Linked DNA regions of Homo sapiens: all the other regions are linked to region 1. The links are chromatin loops, found by intact Hi-C in ENCODE. Cell type or tissue: heart right ventricle. All regions are shown on one strand. Each heading gives the region's core, and the rest is flanking DNA. Links, peaks and the distances in the headings are about the cores only.

Evidence for each region. Hi-C counts contacts between places; a loop is a spot of excess contacts. Peaks named below come from ENCODE experiments on the same cell type or tissue, not always from the same donor. Only the 100,000 strongest peaks of a DNase experiment are listed, where the experiment ranks them.
Region 2: it touches region 1 in a loop (3-fold over the local background); 18 of 110 quality-filtered maps call a loop at or near these places.
Region 3: it touches region 1 in a loop (2.7-fold over the local background); 9 of 110 quality-filtered maps call a loop at or near these places.

The regions. Positions count from the first base shown.
Region 1 is chr3:125,160,785-125,168,533 of GRCh38, forward strand. The region is part of intron 5 of SLC12A8 (solute carrier family 12 member 8); the gene reads right to left. Among named protein-coding and RNA genes, the nearest start is that of MIR5092, 13 kb to the left of the region's middle. RefSeq lists an enhancer at 3,598-3,667. In heart right ventricle, for the core only: CTCF peaks have their summits at 3,128 and 4,590; a DNase peak (open chromatin) is centred at 4,587; H3K27ac peaks cover 726 bases.
Region 2 is chr3:125,039,298-125,047,046 of GRCh38, forward strand. All of the region lies in intron 1 of HEG1 (heart development protein with EGF like domains 1), which reads right to left. Among named protein-coding and RNA genes, the nearest start is that of HEG1, 13 kb to the right of the region's middle. RefSeq lists an enhancer at 4,576-5,089. In heart right ventricle, for the core only: no CTCF peak of the experiment used is centred there; DNase peaks (open chromatin) are centred at 3,594, 3,966 and 4,633; H3K4me3 peaks cover 2,248 bases; H3K27ac peaks cover 5,000 bases.
Region 3 is chr3:124,757,780-124,765,528 of GRCh38, forward strand. It overlaps ITGB5 (integrin subunit beta 5), which reads right to left. Exons shown (of 15, transcript NM_002213.5): 14 at 6,612-6,778; 15 at 4,169-5,939. The coding sequence ends at 5,844. Among named protein-coding and RNA genes, the nearest start is that of MIR544B, 29 kb to the left of the region's middle. RefSeq lists enhancers at 1-236, 1,787-2,376, 2,377-2,966, 3,503-3,797. In heart right ventricle, for the core only: a CTCF peak has its summit at 3,637 (motif pointing right); a DNase peak (open chromatin) is centred at 3,692; H3K27ac peaks cover 1,130 bases.

The DNA.
Region 1 (7,749 bases), core at 1,847-6,846:
GTGAGTGAGGACTCATCATAAACACAGGTGGTCACATGGGACTCGGAGGGAGCTGCACGGGGGCACAGGGCACAGCCAGAGCACTGGCTGGGGAGCTGGGAGAACTGGGTTCCAACAGTGGCTATGTGTGACCCAGCGAAGGTCACTCATCCAGATTCCACATGCCCGGGTTCCGGGACTCTTAAGTGGTTTGTTGGTTTGCCTTTAAATACCATGTAATTAATGCAGGGAGAGAGGGAGGTCAGTCACAGGGCAGTGAGTCTACTGAAAAACACAGTCTATCATCCCAAACTGACTTCAGAGCCAGTGCTGACCTGCTTGGGCTTCCCATCCTCTTGTCTCGGCAGGGCTCATAACAATGTTATCATTTTTTAAAACATATGCCTAAGCTAGTTCCTATTCTAGACAATTGGCAGGTGCCCAGTTAATAGATTATTCCACCAGACAGTTGAATGCATTGGCCATTGATCAAAAATGAGGTCACTGCAATCCTATGTGCTAGAACTGGAAAAGCCTGATGAGAAACAACTGTATCTTTCTTAACAAATAGAAATCCATATTCCTATTTCCCTAAATTTGTCTTGCCTGGCGTGTAGCTCAGAAGCAAAGGAGGATTTTGTTTAAGGTCAAGTCGGTCTTGCTTTCTGGCCCCATATGTTTGGTTTTGTGACTGTTCATGAGTGTTTCACATCAGCAAATCCCCAACTGGATTCCAACTGACCTGCAGGAATATCTGGCCAACACTGCCAGATCCCTGGTCTTTCTCTCAAACCTGCACAGTCGGAAAGAACAGGTCAAGAGACTCTTCGTCCCAGCTATCTGGATCCTTGTTTAAATTTTACTCACTTACATCTGTGCTGTGGACACAGGTAATATGAAGCACATGTACTTTTCTCAAAAAAAAAAAAAAAAATCTAAGGAACACAGAGCTGTTGTATCAGAGGCTGCAACGTCTTCCCAGCACGTGGGCATTCGCAGACAAAGCTATCCCTGCTGACCTGCTGTGGGAAAGACATGCACTCTGATTTCACCACTGACCCGGCCGCACTCTTTTGTCCAGTATATAACGCCTCCCTAAGCATCTCCTTTCCTTGCAAACAAAAAAACCCTGGAGGAAAACTTTCAAAGCCACAGTTTCTTCTCAGTTGCAACCCTTCCTTCCTTCCTTCTTCCCAAGAAGGTCTGACTGGGCTTGCAAGCTGGCCCCACCCTGGGCTGGGCCTCCACACAGGCATTGTGCGATCCTCTGCCATTCTGTGTAGACGGAATACCTGCGAACTGCTGCCAACACAGGAAGGTTGGCGCCTCTCTGGAGGGAGGCCTGGGGAGTATCCATCGCCCAGGCGACTGCAGATAAGCAGCTAAGGGGCTAGGGTTCTCCACACCTCCATGTGGGTTCCAGAGCCTTTCTCTTGTACTTCTTTTACTGTTTTTGATTCATCCTTAATTCATTCACTTAGCAAACCTATTGAGCCCCTGCCCACAGCAAGCCCCGTGCTGGTGTTGGAGGACACAGAGTTGACTGAGATAGATTCCAGTCCTCAAGGCTCTCATGTTGCTGAGACAGGCCACTCATGGAGCAACCCTGGCACCTGGGACTCCTGGAGCCCCCAGTGAAACCACCTTTCTGCGATCCCAGTATCAATCCCATCAGCAGGGTCCCTTAGATCACGTCACCAGAGACAAAGCCAACGGAGGGTGGAAGCAACAGGAGCGTGGTGCAGATCCACCAGCCCCAACTCCACCTCCTGGGTTTCATCCCTCCCTTAGCACCAGCGAGGACTTCCAGATTCAGATTGTTTTTGGTCTTAAGAACTTTCTTGTCACAGCCAAGTGGCAGGCGGGACATGGTAATTGGCCTATGTTGCGCTTGGACCTAGCAAATGAGTAAACTTTTCAAGACTAAATCATCAATGCTACCCACTCTGGATCCTCCAAACACCTGCTCATTATCAGCATCTGCAATACAACAAGTACCTACCTAGGTAGTAACTAACATACATAATGGTGATTCACAAAGAGGAATGAGGGCAGTAAGAGGAAGGATCCCAGGCCTGGCCAGAAACCCCTATCCAGTAGCTCATACCAAGGGTCCAGCTAGGGATACAGGCAGAGGGAAAGAGATCAGAACCAGAAAAAGAGGAAGAGGAAAAAGAGTCAGAGTCAGAAAGGGATGGGAAGAAAGAAAAAGAAAAAAAGACAGGAGAAACCTAATAAAGGTTTGAAATGGTCCTTGGGGCCAGGTGCGGTGGCTCATGCCTATAATCCCAGCCCTTTGGGAGGCCAAGACAGGTGGACTATTTGAGCCCAGGAGTTCGAGACTAGTCTGGGCAACATGATGAAACCCTGTCTCTACAAAAGATACAAAAAGATACAGGTGGTACACACCTGTAGTCCCAGCTACTCAGGAGGCTGACAAGTGGGAGAATCGCTTAAGCCTGGGAAGTTGAGGCTGCAGTAGGTCAATATCACACCACTGCACTCTAACCTGGGTGAGAGAGCAAGACCCTGTCTCAAAAACAAAAATAATAAAAAAAAGAAAGCCGGGTGCGGTGGTTCACGCCTGTAATCCCAGCACTTTGGGAGGCCGAGGTGGACGGATCACGAGGTCGGGAGATCGAGACCATCCTGACTAACACGGTGAAACCCCGTCTCTACTAAAAAAAAATAGAAAAAATTAGCCAGGCGCCTGTAGTCCCAGCTACTTGGGAGGCTGAGGCAGGAGAATGGTGTGAACCTGGGAGGCAGAGCTTGGAGTGAGCTGAGATTGCGCCACTGCACTCCAGCCTGGGCAACAGAGCGAGACTCTGTCTCAAAAAAAAAAAAAATTAAAAAAAAAGAAAAAGAAATGCTACTTGGTGCTTCCCATGTCTTTCATTGTGGCCACAAATTCCAGCAGGTCTGCTGCCTCTTTAGGGGCCCTGTGATCCCTTCATACTGCTGATTAACACAACCTTCCAAGGAATCATCCAAGAAAGGGGCAGAAATTCTCCCTGATGCTGGGGTCAGACTGCCCAAGGCCAAGGATGCAGAGGGCTGGGGCCGAGCAGCTGGGCTCCCAAGCTGGCCTCACCCTGTGTGCTCCAGGAGGTGCTGCTGAGGCCCTGTGGGCTGAGCTGGGAGCGCCCCTGCCTGGCCGGACACCATTCCCTGCCTGACGTGGGACTTGAGTTTGGTCCTGAGCTGAGCGTGTCTATGGCCTCTGTTCCTGGTGGCACTGGGGAGGTATGTTTTAGCCGCCTCAGCTCCTGGTCCTCACAGTCCACATCTCATTTCCTGCTTCCCCTTAAAGAGGCTCACCTCTAACAGTTTTAACCAGGCATGAACGGGCCCAGCGGAGACTGGCAGGTTCTCAGACCCCCTTGATCCGAAAGGAGAAAGGAAGCAGTAAGGAGTTCACCAACTTCCTCCAAGGGCACCCCAGAGCCAGCGGGTGCCAGGGGGCACCAGGGAATCACGCTTTGGAGTCAGGTGCCTCTGGGTTTCAATCCTGGCTGAGCCACGGACTATGCAAACTCAAGAAAGTTGCATAACCTCTCTGTGGCTTTGACTTCCTTGTCTGTAAAACTGGAATAACCATCTCACCCATCTCACTCAGTTGTTTCAAAGATAAATAGAATAATCTATGCAAAGTGCCTGACACAGAGTTGGTGCTCCTTCCCAGTTCGTCACACACATCCACACCCACAACTAAGCAGGTGTTTGCTGTACTTGTGGCCCTCAGCTGAGTGCAGGTCGAGTGGGAAATGCAGGAGGAAAAGGAGCCAGTCCTTACGTCAGGGGCTAACTGAAGAAGAGTTCCAGTCCTGGCCCTGAGCCTGTGCCCAGTGTAAAGGGGATGACAGTCTTGTCTCCAGGGTCTTGCCGGCCTGAGCGCTGAGGTACTTGGCCTGGATTGCCTTGGTTTCCTCCACTGAGCCTGGGCGCCCATCTCTGCAGATAACAGAGCAGAGCCTGCATGAGTAGAGGCTGAAAGGCAAAGGTTCTCAACCCTGGCTGCACAGTAGCACCAGGAGCACTTGAAAATACAGACCAATGGGCCCACCCCAGAGTGCTGATTTACTCGGTCTGGGGTGGAGCTTGGGATTCTTCTTTCCACACCTGAGGCTCCCCTGGTGCTTCTGATGTGCAGACAGGGTTAAGAACCCCAGGGATGGAGGCCAGGCTGTGAGGCTGGGGCCCCCACTTAAACCGCTCATCAGCTATTCTGAGACTTTCTTCCTCTCTGCTGGGCCAGGAAGGTGGCTGGAGACTGAGGCCTGGGCTTTGAAGTTACTTCACCTCTCTAGGTCACTGTTCCTGCATCTTTGAGGAGGGGAAAGCAACCCAGCCCACCTCCCTCCCACCATCATCATGAGGGTCACATGAGAGAGTGCGGAAGGCCATGCTGTGTAGCATCACCCACCCCACCAGCCCAGAAGGAGAACGTGAATGCCAGGATCCCACAGCCATTTCACGCAAAAGAGTGTTTCCTCTTAGTACCTCTGTGGGCAGTGAGGAAGGGTTGAGCCCGCTGTCCTGGGACGAGCCTTTCCAGCCATGAGAGGCCAGAAAACAAACAGTCAGAATCACAACTCCACACAGAGGCCATCCCGGGCACTGCAGGGCCCTTCCAGGCTGCCCTAGCTCACTGGAGCCCAGAAGACCCTTCCTGGCAAAGACATGTAGATGCCCTTCCACCACATGGCGAAGGGAGCCACAAAGGAGACTCGGGGACACGCCCTGCTGGGAGGACGATTCTACAGAATTTTGGTGGTAGCTAACTGCTGGCTCTTCATCTCAGGAGGATAACAGAGCCCCATCCAAGGGGGACCCAGGCAGATGTTCCCCATGGGGGCATGGAGGGCTCCCTCCAGGCACCCATGGATGAGCCATCCTCACCCGTCCGGGCAGAAAAGGCCACTGAGTCAGGCATCACAACCTTCCACGCAGTGTGTTCGTTCTTTGCACAAGTATTTCCTGAATACCTATAATAGGCCAGCACCGTGCATCCTAGGAAGACCCCAGGCCTGGCCCTCCGCAGACACAGTGCCAGGCCAGCTGCGAGGCCCAGAGAGCAGCCAGAACATCCATGTGTTCCCTGCATCCCGAGTGGAACAGCCACCTGGGGAGATTCTGGGTGTGTTTCTGGGTAAAGAATATTGATTTTTAGCTTACCCACTTTGTATGTTTGGAATTTTGTCAGAAAGGTTTTTTTAAAAATATATAGAACAGTGAAAATGCCTCTTCTGGTAAATTAAATTCACTCAACAAATATGGCTCTTTCCGCTTCCAAACCAGCACAGGCTGCCCAAGCGTTTCGCCCAGCCCACCGCTTCTCCTGCTCCCATGCTGCGGGGCGCTTTACCCCAGCCCTGACCACACCTCCGAGATCTGGGCCACTGTCTTCGGCTGACCTCTCACACTAGCCTCGCCATTTCCCCCACACCTGTTCCAGCTGCCATGTTCCTCCCGAGTCCCAGAACGTGAAGCCACCAGCCAGCCAGTCAGGTGTCAGCCTTATCCCTTTTCTTGGCCTCACCCCATACCCCACCCCCATCTCGTCTCTTTTCCACCCTAGAGGCCCTGCCTGGCTCTCTTGAGTTGCCGTAGCAGCCTCTCAAGTGAGTCCTGCCTCCTTTCTTCATCCCTATCCTGGGCCAGTTTCCGTATTGGGACAAGAGCAATCTTTCTAAAATATGAACTTGAGTCAGGTTTCCCGCTGCCCCCAAAATAAAGCCCAAGCCCCGCTGGGTGGCAGACAAGGCCTCTGCGTCCGTCTCCCTTAACACTCAGCTCCCAGACAATCTCCTCTAAAAAGTCTTTCCTGACTCTCCGACTGTACGGGGAGCGCCAGGAGACCCGGGTGCCCTGTGCAAACCCCTCTCACACCACTTTCACCACTCAGTAACTCTTCTGTGTCTCCCTTGCACGAAGAACAGTTAAAATGAATGAAATGCCATGACATGCATTAACATGGATAAATTGCGAAAATATGTTGGCTGAAAGAAAGCAAATTGCACAATCATTCACTCACCATTCAAATTATTTATCAAGTGAAAGGATCCATGCGGTATGATACAATGTATATAAAATTTTCAAACGCTGAACAATAGCCGACATCACTTAGGGCCAGCTACATATGGTAGAAAAATAAAAACACATGGGGAGGATGAGCCTCCGGACAGTGGTCCCTTGGGGAACAGGACGGGGTCGGTGAAGGTACAGCTTAAACTGCATCTGTAATGCTTTATTTATTTTTATGTTAAATAGAGCTCTGAAGCAAAACTGGCAAAATAATATCCATTAAATTCGGGTGGTGGATAAATGAATATCTGTTATACTCTTTCCTGTATACTTGAAAGCATTCATCAGTACATTTTTAAAACTTTTTTTTTTTTTTGGAGACAGAGTCTCCCTCTGTCACCCAGGCTGCAGTGCAATGGCACAATCTTGGCTCACTGCAACCTCTGCCTCCCGGGTTCAAGAGATTCTCCTGCCTCAGCCTCCCCAGTAGCTGGGACTACAGGCATGCACCGCACCTGGCTAATTTTGTATTTTTCGTAGAGATGGGGTTTCACCATGTTGGCCAGGCTGGTCTCAAACTCCTGACCTCAGGTCATCCACCCATTTCAGCCTCCCAAAGTGCTGGGATTATAGACATTAGACACAGCACCCAGCCTTAAAAATTTTAACAAGGAACCAGAGTCCCAAATGCCCTCATTAAAGTCCCTGGGGTCCTGAGCAGACTGTTATAGCCCCTCACCCAAAGGATCTCCACGGGCCTTGGGCCTGGCAGCCATGCTAAGACAGGCAGGAAGGCAGCCTGGAGATGTAAATATGATTTTCATCCTTGTTTTTAACCAATGAGAAAACCAAAGCTGAGAACATCTAACATGGCTCAAGACCACACAGGGGATCCTGGATTTCAGACCATGCCTTCTTCATGTACAATTTCCTGAACTACTTCATCCAAGAGCAAGAACTTAGGTCTAATACGGCATGGTGAAGAGAATTCCAGAATTAGAAGGAGAGCTGTATTCATATGCTTCATAAATCAGTGAATAAACACGTTTTGCGGAGAATTGTTCAGAAAGGGGCAGAATTGGAGATACAACCAAATGGGAAATTTAGGGATAGCCCATGTGGCTCTTTGAATGCAAACAGAATGGGTTTGGGTTTTGTCCAATAGCAATAGAAAGCAACTGATGCTGCTTAAGCTGGAGAGTGACCGAGGCAAAGCACTGTTTTACGAAAAGTGATCTGGCTTCAGTGCATAGGAGGTGTCAGTCGCCCTTAGGAAATGGCTGGGGACAACCAAAGGGAAGATCCTCAAGGGATAAATTCTGATTTGGACATTATCTAAATGGCCCACAGAGGAAATGACATGTGCTAATCTAAGGTGAGAACTGTGGGGTTGTAAAGGATAAAAGAGCTTAAGCTAGACAGAGAAATAAAAGTTCTTTTCCAAGTTTTCCAGGCTTGGGGAAATGGTGATAGGCATTCAGATGATAAGCTGATTATTGGCTTGTTGATTAATTGGTGGAAAGGGCAGTGGGGGAAGAAAAGGCTAACTAAAGAGAGGAGTGAGAAATTGAGGGCTTTCGCTTTGTCTGCCTTTAATTCAAGATGGTGCCCAGACAGCCAGGTAGAGATCCGACAGGAGCTGGCGATATGAGAGCTATATTGAAGAAAGCTGGAGAAGCAGGGGAGAGCCACTGGTGCAGCGATGGTGGAAGTTTATTTCTGAGGAAAAAGGCACAAAAACAG
Region 2 (7,749 bases), core at 1,669-6,668, 120 kb before region 1:
TTAGCAGCTGCTACAGAGTCAACTCCTTGCCACCCCCCACTCCCTGCCAGTGATTTGGGGCTTTTCAGTTTGCATTGTTTCTGAGCAGTGGAGTGAGTAGGAGCATACAGGGAGTGTGCTGTCTTATCCAAAGAGGTAATTTCCTCCTGGAGGGTCCACCCCACCCCCACACCTCAGCCTCAACCCCCGCAGCGGGCCAAATGACAAGCGCTGCCAGCTACAAGCTTCTGGGGCACACAATTGAAGAACAAGCCCTTTATTTTCTTTTCCCTCCATTTGGATTCAGATTTCACTAACATCTATTTAGGGCTTACCACGTGCTAAACATTTTCACATGCATTATCTCATTAATACCCTGTCAAGCGGGTATTATTATCCTCATATAGCACATGGGGAAACTGAGGGTCAGAAAGATTAAGTGATTGTTCCAGGTCACGCACTCACTAGCAGTACAGACACAGTCTGAACCTAGGGCTCATTCCATCACACTCCAGCTTATTCCATGAGGCTTTAAGGCACTGGCCAAAAGAACAGAGCCAAAAAAAAAAAAAACAACAAAAAAAAACAAGTCCCCCACAAAAAGCCAAACTGCAGCTTGAAACACAACTGTGCTGACCTTGTTTCTCTCTAAGAGGAATGAAATGGTGCCTATCACACGGGCTTTGGAATCAGACAGACTTGATTTGACAACAGCTGCACATTATTAGCTGGAAGACTGAGCAAGAGGACTTCTAGATCAGCTTCTAACTCAGAGAGGATTTTTACGCATAACGAAAAGAATAAGAGAGAAAGAGTGGAGCCATAACGGAGAATGAGCTTGAGGAACAAGAAAAGTCTGTTTTTGATATGTGACGTTTGGGGTGATGTTACAACTTCCAAGGGAAAATGTCTGGCAGACAGTTAAAGATTTGGGACCGTTGATTAGGAGAAAGGACAGGATATGACATACGAAGGGAAAAATCAAGGATCAAGGACTGATTCCCGGGAAAACTTGAATGTAGAGACAGGAGAAGAGCCAGTGACAGAGACGCAGATGACAAGGGAAGGATAGGACAAAATTAAAGGTAGGAGCCAGTGAAGAGGAAGGCAGTGAGACCAGCCCTACAGAAAGTCCCTAGGTCTTTCTAGGGTGTCGCCTGGTAGAAGAAAGATGAAGGTCATATTGCTCAAAAGGGAGCGGTTCCAGAACAGTAAGACACTGATGCTCAGCTGTGGAATTGCCCGTTCCTGCCTCCCCGGTAGAGCATTCCTGGGATCCTCAATTTGGGGACTGGTGGACCACAATCAAATGAAAATATAACATTGTCTTAGATACCAGCAATGGATCCTTATACCTATGAGAGTGGGTTTCTTTGTCATTTTAAAACATTTTCCTAAAATTTAATTGTTCACACAGGGAGGGGAGAAAACAGGCTTTTTTTTTTTTAAAGGACTTTTAGCACCCTCCTTTAAAATTCCCCTTTGAGTATGATGGATGGCCACAGACTGAAGAGGGGCAGACTACTGTTCACAGGTCCTTTCCAGGAGAATGAATCTGTGCTTCTCTTCCCACAGATCAAATTAAGAAAAAAATTCCCATGCATTTTACAATCGACAAAGCACTTTTCACAGGATAATTTCATGGCCTAAATTATCCCTTTAGATTCTGACCCTCTGAGTGGCAGGCAGGAGGGTAATTCTTGCCCTATTTTACAGAAGTGGAGACTGAGGCTCAGTACATAAGTCACCTGCCCAGGTTAACCCAGAAAATAGGTGGCAGAGCAGAGACTAGAGCCCAGCTCCTTCATTCCAGTGTCTTTCCTAACTGACCACTTTCAAATGAAAACCAGTGAAGATTGAGCAGAGAGAAGCTCTTGCTAAACTGATTTCCGGCGTGTGGCAAGCTCTACTGACTAGCATCCATACTGCTTTACATCCTTCATTCTGGCCAAAGTTACCTGGATTGTCTCTGGTGCCCCCATCCCTCTCCAAAGGTGACCACTACCCTTAGGGACCATAGCAACCAAATAACCTGACCTTCACAGGACTGAGGTCCAAGAGGTATAGTAACAGTTTCAAATCTGCAATACACCAATGAGTAGCATTTATAAATTCAAAAAATATTTACTTTCATACCCATTAGGAAGGCTATTATCAAAAAGGAAGAATGGAAAAGAAATGCTGGCGAGGATATGGAGAACTCAGAACACTCCCGCAGTGCTGGTGGGAATGTAAGATGGTGCAGCCACTGTGGAAAACAGTATGGCGGTTCCTCAAAACCTTAAGAGTTATGAGTTGATCCAGCAATCCCACTTCTGGGTCTATATGCAAAAGAATTGAAAGCAGGAACTCAAACAGACACTTATGCACCCATTTTCATAGCAGGATTATTCACAACAGCTAAAAGATGAAAGCAACCCAGCTGTCTATCAGTAGATGAAAGGATAAACAAAATGTGGTATATACGTACAATGGGATATTATTCAGCCTTCAAAATGAGGGAAATTCTAACACATGCTACAACATGGGTAAACCCTAAAAACATGATGGTAAGTGAAATAAGCCAGCCACAAAAGGACAAATATTACATGATTCCACTTTCATGAGGTATCAAGAATAGGCAAAATCACAGAGACAGAAAGCGGAATAAAGGTTTATCAGGGGCTGGAAGCAGGGAGGAACAAGAAGTTATTATTTAATGAGTTTCTATTTGGGATGATGAAAAATTTCAGTAAACAGATGGTGACGATGATTGCAACAACATTGTGATTGTACTCAATGCCACTGAACTGTATACTTAAAAATGGTTAAAATGGTAAATTTTATGTTGTGCATATTTTACTACAATAAGAAATGTATGTATTTACTAGGCCAAACGCAGTGGCTCATGCCTGTAATCCCAGCAATTTGGGAGGCCGAGGCGGGTGGATCACTTGAGGTTAGGAGTTCGAGACCAGCCTGGCCAACATGGCAAAACCCTGTCTGTATTAAAACTACAAAAATTAGCCAGGCATGGTGGCACATGTCTGTAATCTCAGCTACTCAGGAGGCTGAGGTACAAGAATCACTTGAACCTGGGAGGCGGAGGTTTCAGTGAGCCGAGATCATGCCACTGCACTCCAGCCTGGGTGACAGAGCAAGACTCTTGTCTCAAAAAAAATAAAAAAATAAAAAAGTATGTATTTACTGAGCACCAACCATAAGCAAGACACTGTGAGGGTTACACGGATGAATCAGGTATAGAATCTACCTCAAGGAGTTCCAGGAGAGCTGGACCATGTTAATAAGTCCCTATGATGCTTCTGGGGTGTGAGAACGGGCCCCCCAGGGGTAGACACTGAGACTGTGCCTGGGAGTTTGGAAGGGGCAAGGTTAGGATTAGAAACTCATCCTCCCTTCCACGGCTGCCAGTCCCAGTCCCCTTCAGACAGCAGGGGCCCTTCCCCTGCAGGCCCTCTTTGCCTCATACCTTCCACCAAGGGTCCTCCGGATGAGGGGGATTTCAGGCCGGTGGCCAGCAGCGGGATATTCTGGGACATGCAAGAACCTTGGGGGCCTGTGGGAAGGTGGCTGCAGCCTCCCCAGAAAAGCAGCCGCCCACTCAGCGAGGCCACTCTGGGCTGTGTTTTGAAATGCTGCTGCGGATGTAATGATTTTGGGTGGAGGACGTTTAGAAGCCAAATGAGTTTGTGTGAACAAAAGACTCAGCCCTCGATCTGGACTGTCCAGGGCTCTCAGGGAGTTTCGTTTCCTTCCTTGTTCTTGCTCTGAAAGAAGCAGCCCTAAGAAAAATCAAGCATGTTGGAAAGTGCTAGACATGAGATTTGACGATCAGATTTTTAAAACGCTTCCCCTGCAAGCGCTCTAGCGATGAAGAAAGTAAAATCTACCTCCCCTCCCTGTGAGGGGTCGGCTCTTGTTCAGCTGAGCATTCTCTCCGGGTGACAGACGTCTGCTGGACTGAACCCAGACCCAGGGGAGGCCTGGCCTGGAGCTCCCAAGTCAGGGTCAGCCTTCCAGAAATAGAACTGGCTCTGAGGTGGCCTCGGGCATGAAGGAGGGATACAGCCTATCCCAGCAGGAGTGAAAGATGAAGGACCTTGGAGTGACCTCAAGCTCTTTGCTTTAAAAGGAATTCTATAGGTTTTTTTTTTTCCAAGGCCTTGAGGAAAAGTCCTAGGGTCAAAGGTCAGAAGATTCCCAGTTGGTTAAATAAGTGAACAAAAAGGCTTTCTGCAGGGAGGAAAGGGGGTCTACCTTGTTTCTAGGGGCACCTTCCTTGCTGCCTCCATTTTCTTTGCCCCTCTCATCCTTTGACAAATAAACATCCAACACAGTGGCTGAAGAGGAGGCTCTTTGGTAAAGGGGGAGTTTCTAGAAAGAAGTTGAAGCTGGTAGCTCCCAGTCCCCTCTGGACGCGAAGGCCAAGGGTGCCAGCGGGGTGGTGCGGGCCTTCCGGGTCTCCTGTGTTGTCACCGTCACATTTGATCACACCCAGAGAGGAAGCTGGGTGGCAGGGCTCCACCAAAGGAGACCTGCCAGGTTAGCGAAACAATAAAAAGGCGAGGAAAAACATCCTGGTTCCGAGGAGGAAGAGGGGGGAGAGGCGGGTGCAGGAGGGGCGGGAGGAAACGGGCCTGCTCCCAGGGGTGTGCACACTGGGCAGCCCGGCCTGGGCCCGGGCCCCGGTGTCCACACAGCTGGCGGCTGACTTTCAGAAGCTCTGCAGTTAATTTACTCGACAGACCTCTGTGAAGTGGCCCAGGACTCTGAGGAAATCATAGAAACATCATTTGTCTGGAGCGTTGACGACTGCTAGAAAATGGAGCCGTGGAGTGATGTTTCAGCACCAAGGGCTCTGAGGCCTGTGCTGGCTGATGGGAGGGAGCTCCAGGGCCTCCGAGGGGAGAAGCTAAAATCTAGTTAAGGGAGAAATGTAAAGTCTGCTAATGCGTTTTGTAAATCAAGATTAGGAAACCTGACATTCTATTCAAATATAACCAGTATTTCAAAAAATCAGTTGTATGCCATAGCCATTTAAGAAAGATAAAACAGAGAAAGAGGAAGCAAGGACGGGGGCTGAAAAGAGAAATAAGACAAAAAGAAATAAAGTTAAGGAATTTTTTCAAAAGACATACCAGAGCAGGACAATAGTAATGATTATTATTGTTATATTGCAGCCAAAACGTAGGTAGCATCCACTCCATGCCAGCCACTGTGCTAAGCATTTCACATAGACTGTCTCAATCCATCCTCACGACAGCCTTATGAGGTCCTCCCGTTATTATCCCTACTTTTCTGATAAGGAAACTGAGGTGTAGTGAGATTAAGTAATTTGTCCAAGGTTACACAGCAAATAGTAAAACTGGATCCAAACCCAGGTCCGTCTGACTGCAATGAAAATCCAGTTTAAAAAAAATACAGAAATAGAGAAAGAATGAAATAAGAAAGGGCAAAACTAAGACTGAGCGCTCCAGAGAAAGGGTAACATGTACTGAAAGCAAAAGCCAGAAAGGACAGAGCTAGGCTTCCTCCTTGTGGGCTTCGGGGATGTCTCACTAAGGACACTGGGATCCAAACTGCAATTTCCTGACACAAACAGGGATATGACATCTTGATGTCCTATGTAACTCACTGTCCAAATGGAATTCAGCGCTCTGATACGATTTAGAAGAAAGGGAGGAAGCAAGGATGGGAGGAAGGGAGAGAGAGGAGTCCATGCTGATTTCATGTAAGTAAGAAAAGGTGGCAAGAGACGAAGATGATGGTTTGAGTGCATTATTGGGAGATTAGTGGGACCATTAGCAAGCAAAGGGAGGTCAGGTCTTAGAGGAGGAAGAGATGATGTGTTTGCATTTATAACTGTTACCTGTTGGTTTAAAGTGAAGCTCACTAAACCTGTGCGAATGCTGGCAGATGGCTGAAGGCACAGAACTGGACTGTAGTTGGAAGCACCCACTCGGAGAAAACAGGGAACTGCCTTTGTCCCACAGTTCTCTCTACCTAGACTGTCCTACTTCCTTCCCCTCGGCCTCCTGGCAAAATCAGCTCAGAGATCACCCCTTCCAAGAAGTATTCCCCAGAGACAACTCTCTCCCTCTGGACTATTTTATCTTGTTACACAATTCTAGCTTATTCTCTCGCAATCCTAGGTCTCTTATGAGAGACTGTGGCTCATAGCAGGTGCTCCATAAATGTTCACTGAACCGAGGGGGAGGCAGAAGGTCAAGGGTAGAGCTGTGAAGGACATCCCACCTGGTGGGAGGCAGAAGAGATGGGAAAGCGTTAGCCATGGCAATCACAGACAGATGACAGGACAGAGACGAACAACTGAAAAGGCTATTGAGATTTCTCAGCAATGTTCTCCCTTTCTCCAACTCCTCTCCAATTTTCCACTCATCCTTCCATGTCTACCTCTTCCTGATGCCTGACTCTCTTAGAGACATAACGCCTGATGTGTTCCCGGGAAGCATTCATGACCAACACGTACACAGCACATGCATGTTTACAAAGCGCGTCCATGTGGATCAGCTCCATTCATCCTTCCAACAACACTGAAGTCAACAAAACAGTTATCGTCTCCATTTTACATATACGGAAGCAGGTACAGAAGTTAAATGACTTGCCCAAGGTCATGGCCAGTTCACTATATCACAACTAAAACATTGCTCTGTCCAGTTACAAGTGCTTTCACAGTCATAATTATATTTGCTCCTCCTCAAAAACCTTGTTAGGAGCAGGAAAGTCTTTATTATCCTCATTTTTAATATGAGGAAATTAAGGCCTAGGGACATTAGGCAGCTATCCAATGCCACAGAGGCAGAAAGCAGAAGGGGTTAAGCACAGTTCCTCCAACCCCCGCCAGAGCTCCACGGCATCTCTCCCCAACTCTGCTAGCAGCTACAGCCAGTAGCACTCCATTACCATAAAGCATGACTGTACTAGAAATAATTCCTAACAAACCACAAGAATTCCCCTACCCAAGTGAGTATGGTCCTCTTCAAAGAGGTCCCAATAAGACAATACTTATTCCATCAATACTGTTATTGCTCAAACCATTTTCTAAAATTTGCTACTTTTCTTTTTTCATATATATGTATATGTATATATATATATACACATACACACACACACACACACACACACACACACACACACATATATATTTTTTTAATTATACAGATGAGGTCTCACTATGTTGCCTAGGCTGGTCTTGAATGCCTGGCCTCAAGCAATTCTCCTGCCTCAGCTCCCAAAGTGCTGGGTTTACAAGTGTGAGCCACTGTGCCCGACCCAACTGGCTAGTTTTCAATAGAGCCTGCAGAATATTGTTCTCTTGAGTTTCCTGAATAATGATACATTTCCATCCCTTGATAATGATGTTGGATTATTTTGGAAACACAAAACTTCAAAGACGATCTGATGAAAGATGCAGTAGATAGAGATCCGCAACCCCATTTTCAATCCAGGAGGTTTGCTGCAAGAAACACAAGGGAGTTGCTCATGTGGCTCACACACACTCTGAAGGTGGCTCTCAACTCCTTCAAACACTTGTGAAGCACGTATTGATAACCCCCAAAGGTTCTGATTTGAAGAACACTCATTGACCACAGAGGTCCAAGTGTGACTGATTTTCAAAGGCTTCTTATTTTGTGGTCACACCTGGCATACTGCTTTTATTCAATCCTAATAGCTTTCTATGCGTTCATCTGGTCTCCTCAGATGACCATAGGTGAGGGCTGTTGCACTTGGTTTTTCTGACTTCAAATC
Region 3 (7,749 bases), core at 1,669-6,668, 400 kb before region 1:
CAACCAGACAGGCTTTGTGTGAGCAACATGGCTGTTTATTTCACTTGGGTGCAGGCGGGCTGAGTCCGAAAAGAGAGTCAGCGAAGGGAGATGCGGCCGTTTTATAGGATTTGGGAAGGTAATGGAAAATTACAGTCAAAGGGGGTTGTTCTCTGGTGGGCAGGGGCGGGGTTCACAAGGTGCTCAGTAGGGGAGCTTCTGAGCCAGGAGAAGGAAATTCACAGGGTTAATCACTCAGTTAAGATGGGGCAGGAACAAATTACAATGGTGGAATGTCATCAGTTAAGGCGGGGCAGGGCCTTTTCACTTCTTTTGTGATTCTTCAGTTACTTCAGGCCATCTGGGCGTATACGTGCAAGTCACAAGGGGATGCGATGGCTTGGCTTGGGCTCAGAGGCCTGACAGAAAGGAGTCTTTGAAGGATTGAACTTCTGTGCGAGGAAACATGACATTTGTGTCAGTTGTCATCTTCCTTCATTTAAAAAAATAGAACAGTTCCTGGGGTTTTTGTTAACGTGTGTTGTTCTGCATTGGCAGGCCTGTGCACACCTACCCCTCAAAGTCTGAGGAAGCTGAGAAGTCAAAGAGAGAGCCTGACAAACCCAGTTTCTCAGAAAGAAATATTTAATAGGGACTTAAGAACAGAAGCTATGTCTGTCTCTTGGGCAGTGGTGAGACAAGTTGTTGGATCCCTGAACCATTATCCCCTAAACCTAGGGCTACAGACCACAGGGAAGAGATGGATGTGAAAAGAAGGGGTGTGTAGGACAATGGCTTAAGGGCAGAACTTGTGGTAAATACAATAACATCAAGGTTGTTTAGTTAGTACCTACTCTTACACAAGGAACAATAGATAAACTGGAAATCTTAGAGAGCTTTCCAGAACAGGAATTAATCAGAAGTCAACATGGCAGATTCACTTCCAAGATGGAGTTGCCTTGGCCTCCACATGTGTGTACCAGAGACTGCTCATGTGATGAGGACAAAAGAGAAAGATTCAAGGAGGAAGGAGAGACATTTTATAATGTATCAGTCTGCTCTTAGAGCACTTCACTTTATTTCAGTAGAGATGTATGCCCCCAAGACAGAGACTCAGATGACTCCCCAATCATGCGGCAGAATTCTGGGATAAGAAGAGACAGACTTCTTCCAGGAGCAGGTGCAGGGCAGAGGACTCTAGAGAAGGGATTCTTGAGCTTGGGTCTCACCAACTGTCACTCAAGGTGTGACTGTTCTCAATCTCCCCTTTTGTAAAATGGGGAAATACCTTCCCTGAATGTGGTATTTGTGGGGTAGTTGTGAGGATCAAATGAGGAGTTTGCTTTCAGTCACAGGGATCTGATATTCTATGTGGGTGGGACCAATGAAGCTTTCAATGATGTGTCTTCCAGGGAGGGTGTTTTTGAAATCAAACTGAGATGATAACCCTGAGAAATAGGATTGGACTTTTTAGCATCTTCTTTGTTACACATTTATAGGCATTGTTCTAACAAGGGTGTCTGTAGCATTCACCAGAATGTCAAAGCAGCCCATGACCCAAAAGGGTCAGGAACTCCTACTGTAGCAGGTCAGTGAGGTGGCTGCCCCTGATGGGTTGCCCCTTGCTGTTTAGAGCTTGCCTTTTTCCACCAAGAATTCGAGGCATCTTAAAGTGAAGACGTTATGCAGCTGGGTATCTATCAGAAGGATCAGGACGTGTGGAGGGGGAAGGTAGGAAGAGGATGGGGGTTGTTAATGGAGGGGGCAGTGGGGTTGGGTTGAGAGGAAAAGGGGTGGCACTAAGAACCCGAGCCTCTTTTTCTCTTGTCCCCATGTTATGAACAGTCTCTGGTCCACTAAATGCATTCAGTTCCCAGCTTCCTAACCATCAAGATACCAAACCTATTATACAGGCCCCATTGTATGACAGAAGGAAGCATCAGTCATGGGGAGAGATGGACTTCCTGACATTCACATCCAAGAGAAAGAAATTGGATATGAAGGCCTTCTCACTGACACATCACCCAACCCGTCTTGGAGGTGGCTCTCGCAGATGGGGGGCTGGCCAGGCAGCGACTGTCTTTCCCTCCTTCCCATGGGTCCCTCCCAAAGCAGCAACTGAGCAGGCAGGGCCTCTGGGGGCTGAGAAGAACTGTTCCTCAGGCGCAGCCCCCTCACAGCTGTCTCTCCTATTCTTCTCCCTCCAGCTCTTATGTTTGCACCCCTGGAGGGTCTGAAGGCCTGAGTAGGAGCTGGGTCCTGACTATGAAGTCTGGAGCCCCAGAGCTGGGGGAGAACAGGATGCCGGGTGGGAGAGACCTAACTAGGCCTTCTCAGCTGGGGGACCTCCAGAGGAGCCCCAACGCTGAGTCGCAGCCAGGACCTCGGAGCCCCAACGCTGAGTCGCAGCCAGGCCACAGCTGTCTGAGTGCTCACAGCCTCCATGCAGGCAGTGACCCAGCTCCAGGCATGTTCACATGCCATGCCCTGTCTGCATTTCCAGTGCCCACTGGACAAACCCCCAGCTTCCTCAGGCACCTCACACCCCACAGGCGCAACACCTCTTCCGGAGCCTCATCCCAGCACTGTCACTGTCACTGCCTTTGCGTCTTTTACTTCTCCCCGCCTCCTCTCTGCCAGTCTCAAAGCTTGTTACTAGCTGTATTAGTCTGCTCAGGCTGCCGTAACAAAATATCACAGACTGGGTGGTTTCAACAACTAACTTTCTCATAGTTTTGGAGGCTGTGGAAGTTGATCAAGTGTCAGCAAAAATGGTTTCCCCTAAGGCCTCTCCTGTTGGCTTGCAGGCAGCCACCTTCTCACTGTGTCTTCACACAGCTTTTCCTCTCTGCAGCCCTGGGGTCTCTACCTGGTCTTATAAAGACACCAGCTGCATTGAGTTAGGGTGCCACCCTATGACCTCATTTAATCGCAATTCATTCTTTAAAGGCTCCATCATCTCCAAATGCTATCACTTTGGGGCTTTAGGGCTTACAACAAATGCATTTTTGCAGGGACACAATCCATTCCATAACAGCTGAGTATACAAGGATGTCCTCAGAAGCAAGTAGGAACCATGGTATTGGATGTCCTCCAGGGAGAGGGAGGAGCTAAAGGGCATACTCCAGCAGAGAAGGACCTTCTGTCCTCCCTGCCCGTTTTTCCCCATCTGTTTGCTCTTACCTGAAATTCATCCCAAGAGTTTCATGATAATCACCTCAAGCTTTGATCCTAATTAAACAAATTTAAAAATCACATTTCTTCCCTGGAAGAGGTAGCGATTGGTTAGTTTAATAAAGTACTAGTCAATCAAGCTGAATGAGAATTCCCTGGTTTTTTTTTTTTCTTTTTTGTAGAGCCAGGGTCTCATTGTGTTGCCCAGGCTGGTCTCGAACTCCTGGGCTTTGGCAATCCTCCCACCTTGGTCTCCCAAAGTGTTGAGATTACAGGCGTGAGACACCATGCTCGGCCAAAGGCCCATTTTGATAAAAATATCTTAAAATTACAAAATGACCCATCTGGGGGTGGGTTGTGAAATGAAGCGTTTGGAATAGATTATCTTTGTGGTCACTTGCAGCTCGCTGGATAACCTTTAAAATTATACATTGGGTCGGAATCTCGGGAGTCAGATCTCCAAACAGCTCATGCCAAGAGCTTCCAGCAGGGGGCAGCAAGGCACCGTGAGCACTGGTTCCGTAACATCCCTCGGCGTCAGACGAAAACACCCTCACTTTCCACGTCAAGTGGAACTAGAACAAATCCTCCTTTGCTATCTGTGGCTCAAGAATGTTGTGCCCAGGCCAGGCGCGGTGGCTGACGTATGTAATCCTAACACTTTGGGAGGCCAAGGTGGGAGGATCGCTTGAGCTTGGGAGTTGTAGACCAACCAGCCTGGGCAACATAGTGAGACCTTGTCTCTGCAAAAAATAAAGTATTATCTGGGTGTGATGGTGCACACCTGTAGTCCCAGCTACTTAGGAGGCTGAGTTGGGAGGATCACGGGAGACCAGGAGATTGAGGCTGCAGAGAACTGAGATTGCACCTCTGCACTCCAGCCTGAGTGACCCAGTGAGATCCTCTCTTAAAAAAAAAAAAAAAGAATGTCGTGCCCTTAGAGAAAATGAGATTCTGAGCCAGTTAATGATTTGTCTCCAGGAAACCCAAAATTAAACATGAGAGAAACCCAAAGTTTCTTCCAAAATTACATTTATTTTTCTCAATTCAGAAAAGTCTCAACACCACAATTTATCTGTTTAATGTTTTCATTTACATTTGGCTTTATCCCAAAAAGGGTTTAACAGTGTCACCAAGTTACCAGGTCTCTGTTTCATCATATTTACACAAGATGAAGGAAACTCAATCTGTTCGTATTTGCCCCAGGTAATAGGTTCTATGTAGTGACAGGCATTTCACTATTTGACTTAGTGTTTGCCAAAATGAAGTAAGGGGAATTGGGTCCAGAGCTGAGGACAGATCCATTTGGAATGAAAGCATAATAACCTTGAAGTTATTCCAGTGACAAAAAATGATCAGTGAAAGATTTTCTAAGAGCAAGCAGGAATGAGGAGGCTGGCCCTCTGGCCAGCATGAGATGGGGTCTTAGGAACAGTTTGTCATTCAGTAACCTCCTAACAAACACTCGGGCAAGCCACTTCCCCTCTCTGAGAATCAGTTTCCTCTTCTGTACATAAGGGGAGAGGGTCAGTCAACCATCTTAGATATGGGAACTTAAGGGGACTTCATGGCCCTGCGGGAAAAAAGCTCAAATGTGTTTTTTTGCATTGGGCCTGCATGGGACGTAAGTGTTTCGGGAGTGAGGGGAGGCCTTGGAAGGGAACTGCTATTGCTAATGATGATTAAGAGATGACTTCGTGTGGGAACCACCACTCAACCCTTGCTTGTCTGTACAATCTATTTCCAGCCTCAGCCCCTCAGAACAAGGGGTGGTTTTTATGGTGTCTAGCCTGGAACTCTCTGTCAGTAAAAGCTGGAAGGGGCCAAAGGTATCTGCTCAGTGTTCCCCCTTGCACAGCCCTCACTGCCCCGAGCACCTCATGCTTACTTGACAAGCTGCAGTCTGGAGTATCAGACCAGCCTGTGTCCCATCCCTGAGGAAGTACACGGCCGCTTCAATCCCCACTGGGGGCACCATTTTAAGTCCGCTCAGAAAGAAAGAAACACACAGAGAGTATCAGACAAACACAAATTCTTTTGGTTTTAATCTTTACTTCCAATCCCAAACAATCTTGTTTCTTTTCATTATAAAAGTACTAAACAAACACGGACAGGAGAGGAAACTGACATTTGCAAACGATGTACCTTCAACAGGCATCTCAACAGCCCCATCACCAACACCTGTGTGCAAGGCATAGCCATCACGCAGAAAAGTCTCAGGACTCAGAACTACACCATAAATGCAGGATCTTTTTATTTCATATAAAAATGATCAATGTGAAAAAAGCCAAACTGTATGCTGGTTTTACAGACTCCGACCCTTCCTGACAGTCTTCTTGTCTGGCCAGGCTGGGGGCCCAGCATTCCTGGAAGGGAGAGACAGCCCAGCATCTCAGTATTTCATTGGGACAACAAGCTGGATGTGGCAGGGAAAGCTGAGAGCGCCAAGGTCCCCTTGCTTTATCCCAAGCTCGGAGGGACGCAGCCTGGCATGGCTCTGGCCTAGCAGCCAGGTGACATGGCCAGGCACCTTCCTGTACAGGCACTGTGGGCTCCTGGCCCAGGCTCACTAGAAGGTCTTCTCTGTGGTGCCTACCTAGGGAGCTGTGATCAAGCCGAGCAGCCGTGCAAGGCGTTTCAGTCTGACCTTTTCATCAGATCCCCGCTCCAGCCCCTCGGAGAAGGAAACATCAGTCCACAGTGCCATTGTAGGATTTGTTGAACTTGTTGAAGGTGAAGTCCACAGTGTGCGTGGAGATAGGCTTTCTGTATAATGGATTTGAAGCCTACAGAACACGGCGGGGAAGAGGATGAGGACACATGTTAGCTCACACACTCAAACCGACAGACGCAGGCCCTAGGATCCCTTCCCAGGTCAGCCCCCTGCGACAGCAGCAGGCAGAGCACTCAGGAGGAGACGGCCGTGGGCTCTAGGACAGCTCTGTGTTCCCCAGGAAAGCCATCGCCTTCTCTAAGCTTTCACTATCCACCTCTGGAAGGAGGAGTTGGGTCAGAAGGTCTCTGAAGTCCCTTCCAGCTTTAACAGAAACCAAGCCCAGGTTCAGCAGAAACTGACTGCGCTCAGTCCTCTGGGCATTTGCAGTCTGCCTGGGGTGACCAGACTGCAGGTGTGAGTGTTGTAATGGACCATAAGAATCTGAGCTTTCCTGTTGGTCTGTGCTCTCTCTGAGACTGGTCAGACTCTTCCTGAGGCACGCCCAGCGCCTCTGCCCCCATGACCTTCCTGACCTGGGTCTGGAACAGGGATCTGTGCAGCTCACTCTGCACTGGGGCTGTGCAATTCTCTCTCTCCAGAACTGGGCACAGCGTTTCTGGTGTTGATTCTTTTGTTTTTAATGCCAAAGACATTAGTGAGCCTCTATTGCTAACATACCGCTGAACTCAACCACGCCTCTGAGCTTGAAGTCTCCTCTGCTTCCCATTTCCCACGTGCTTACCATTTCATAGCGGGCCCTGGATCGCTCGCTCTGAAACTTTGCAAACTCCCTCCGGTCGTGGATGGTGACAAGCAGCTTCCAGATAGCCAGGAGTGCAAGCCCAACAAGGAGGATGCTACCGACCACAGCCAGGAGGATGGTCATGGCGTTGGGGGTGTTTCCACACTCTGGGGGGACCAGAAGCATGGTAAGCAAAGCCACTAGCATCACCATGCCCCTCTCACGCAACTGCAGGCATTTCTGAGATGAAAGTTGCACCCCTTCCAAAGGCCTTCTCCTCGGCTCTCCCTTAGATCCTCAGGAGGGTTTCCCCAATGTACAAAAAATGAAAGATTCAAAAGGGACAGTGACTGTTCTAAAGTCACACAGCAAGTGTGGCAAAGTCTAGATGAGGGCCCTGGGGCAGGGCTGCCTTTCCCCTCATGGGCAGCACCCACATCCCGCCTGGCCCAGTCTCCATTGCAGGATGCTGGACCCGCTCAGCTTTCGTGTACATGGTTTCAGGAGCAGACTGGGCAGGCAGGAGGTACCATGAAGCCACATGAAGCCACTTCCACAAGGTCTGGGCTGGGGGCCAACATTTGTAAGCCTTTAGCGTGGTGTCCCTTGGAGTAAATGTGCTTGTTTTCAAAGAACCTCAGACACAGCATTGGAAACAAAGCCTCATTCTTACAGGCGTGCATCCTAGGCTGGTACCACACTTCTCTCTGCCTCTGGCCTCAGGAAGGCACATTATGTGGTTGGGCTCAATTTGGAAAAATAGTTTGCAGTGCTGTCGATTGAAGAGAGCAAATCTTTTTCTGCTCCACCCCTGCCTCCCTACCCCCAAGAAGAATGTAAGGGGTGATATCAGATATTCCAGTTACTCCAAGGCAAAGGCTATTGGTCCCTGGGTCCAAGCAGAGGCAGAATGTTGGTATTTGGATTAAAGCTTGACCTCTTCAGTGGTGCTGGGAGCTGAGCATGGGAGCAGCAGGAATGTTGAACCCAGTGCTCCGTTGTCCTTGGAATCCATGCTGGGAAGCAGCAGTGGCCCCGCCCAGGCTGTGTGTGGAGCTGGATGCTCCCTGACTTGAGTGATACCCTGCCCAGCCCTGGTGGTCTAGATGCCCTGCACCCTCCCTGCAGAACACAGCAG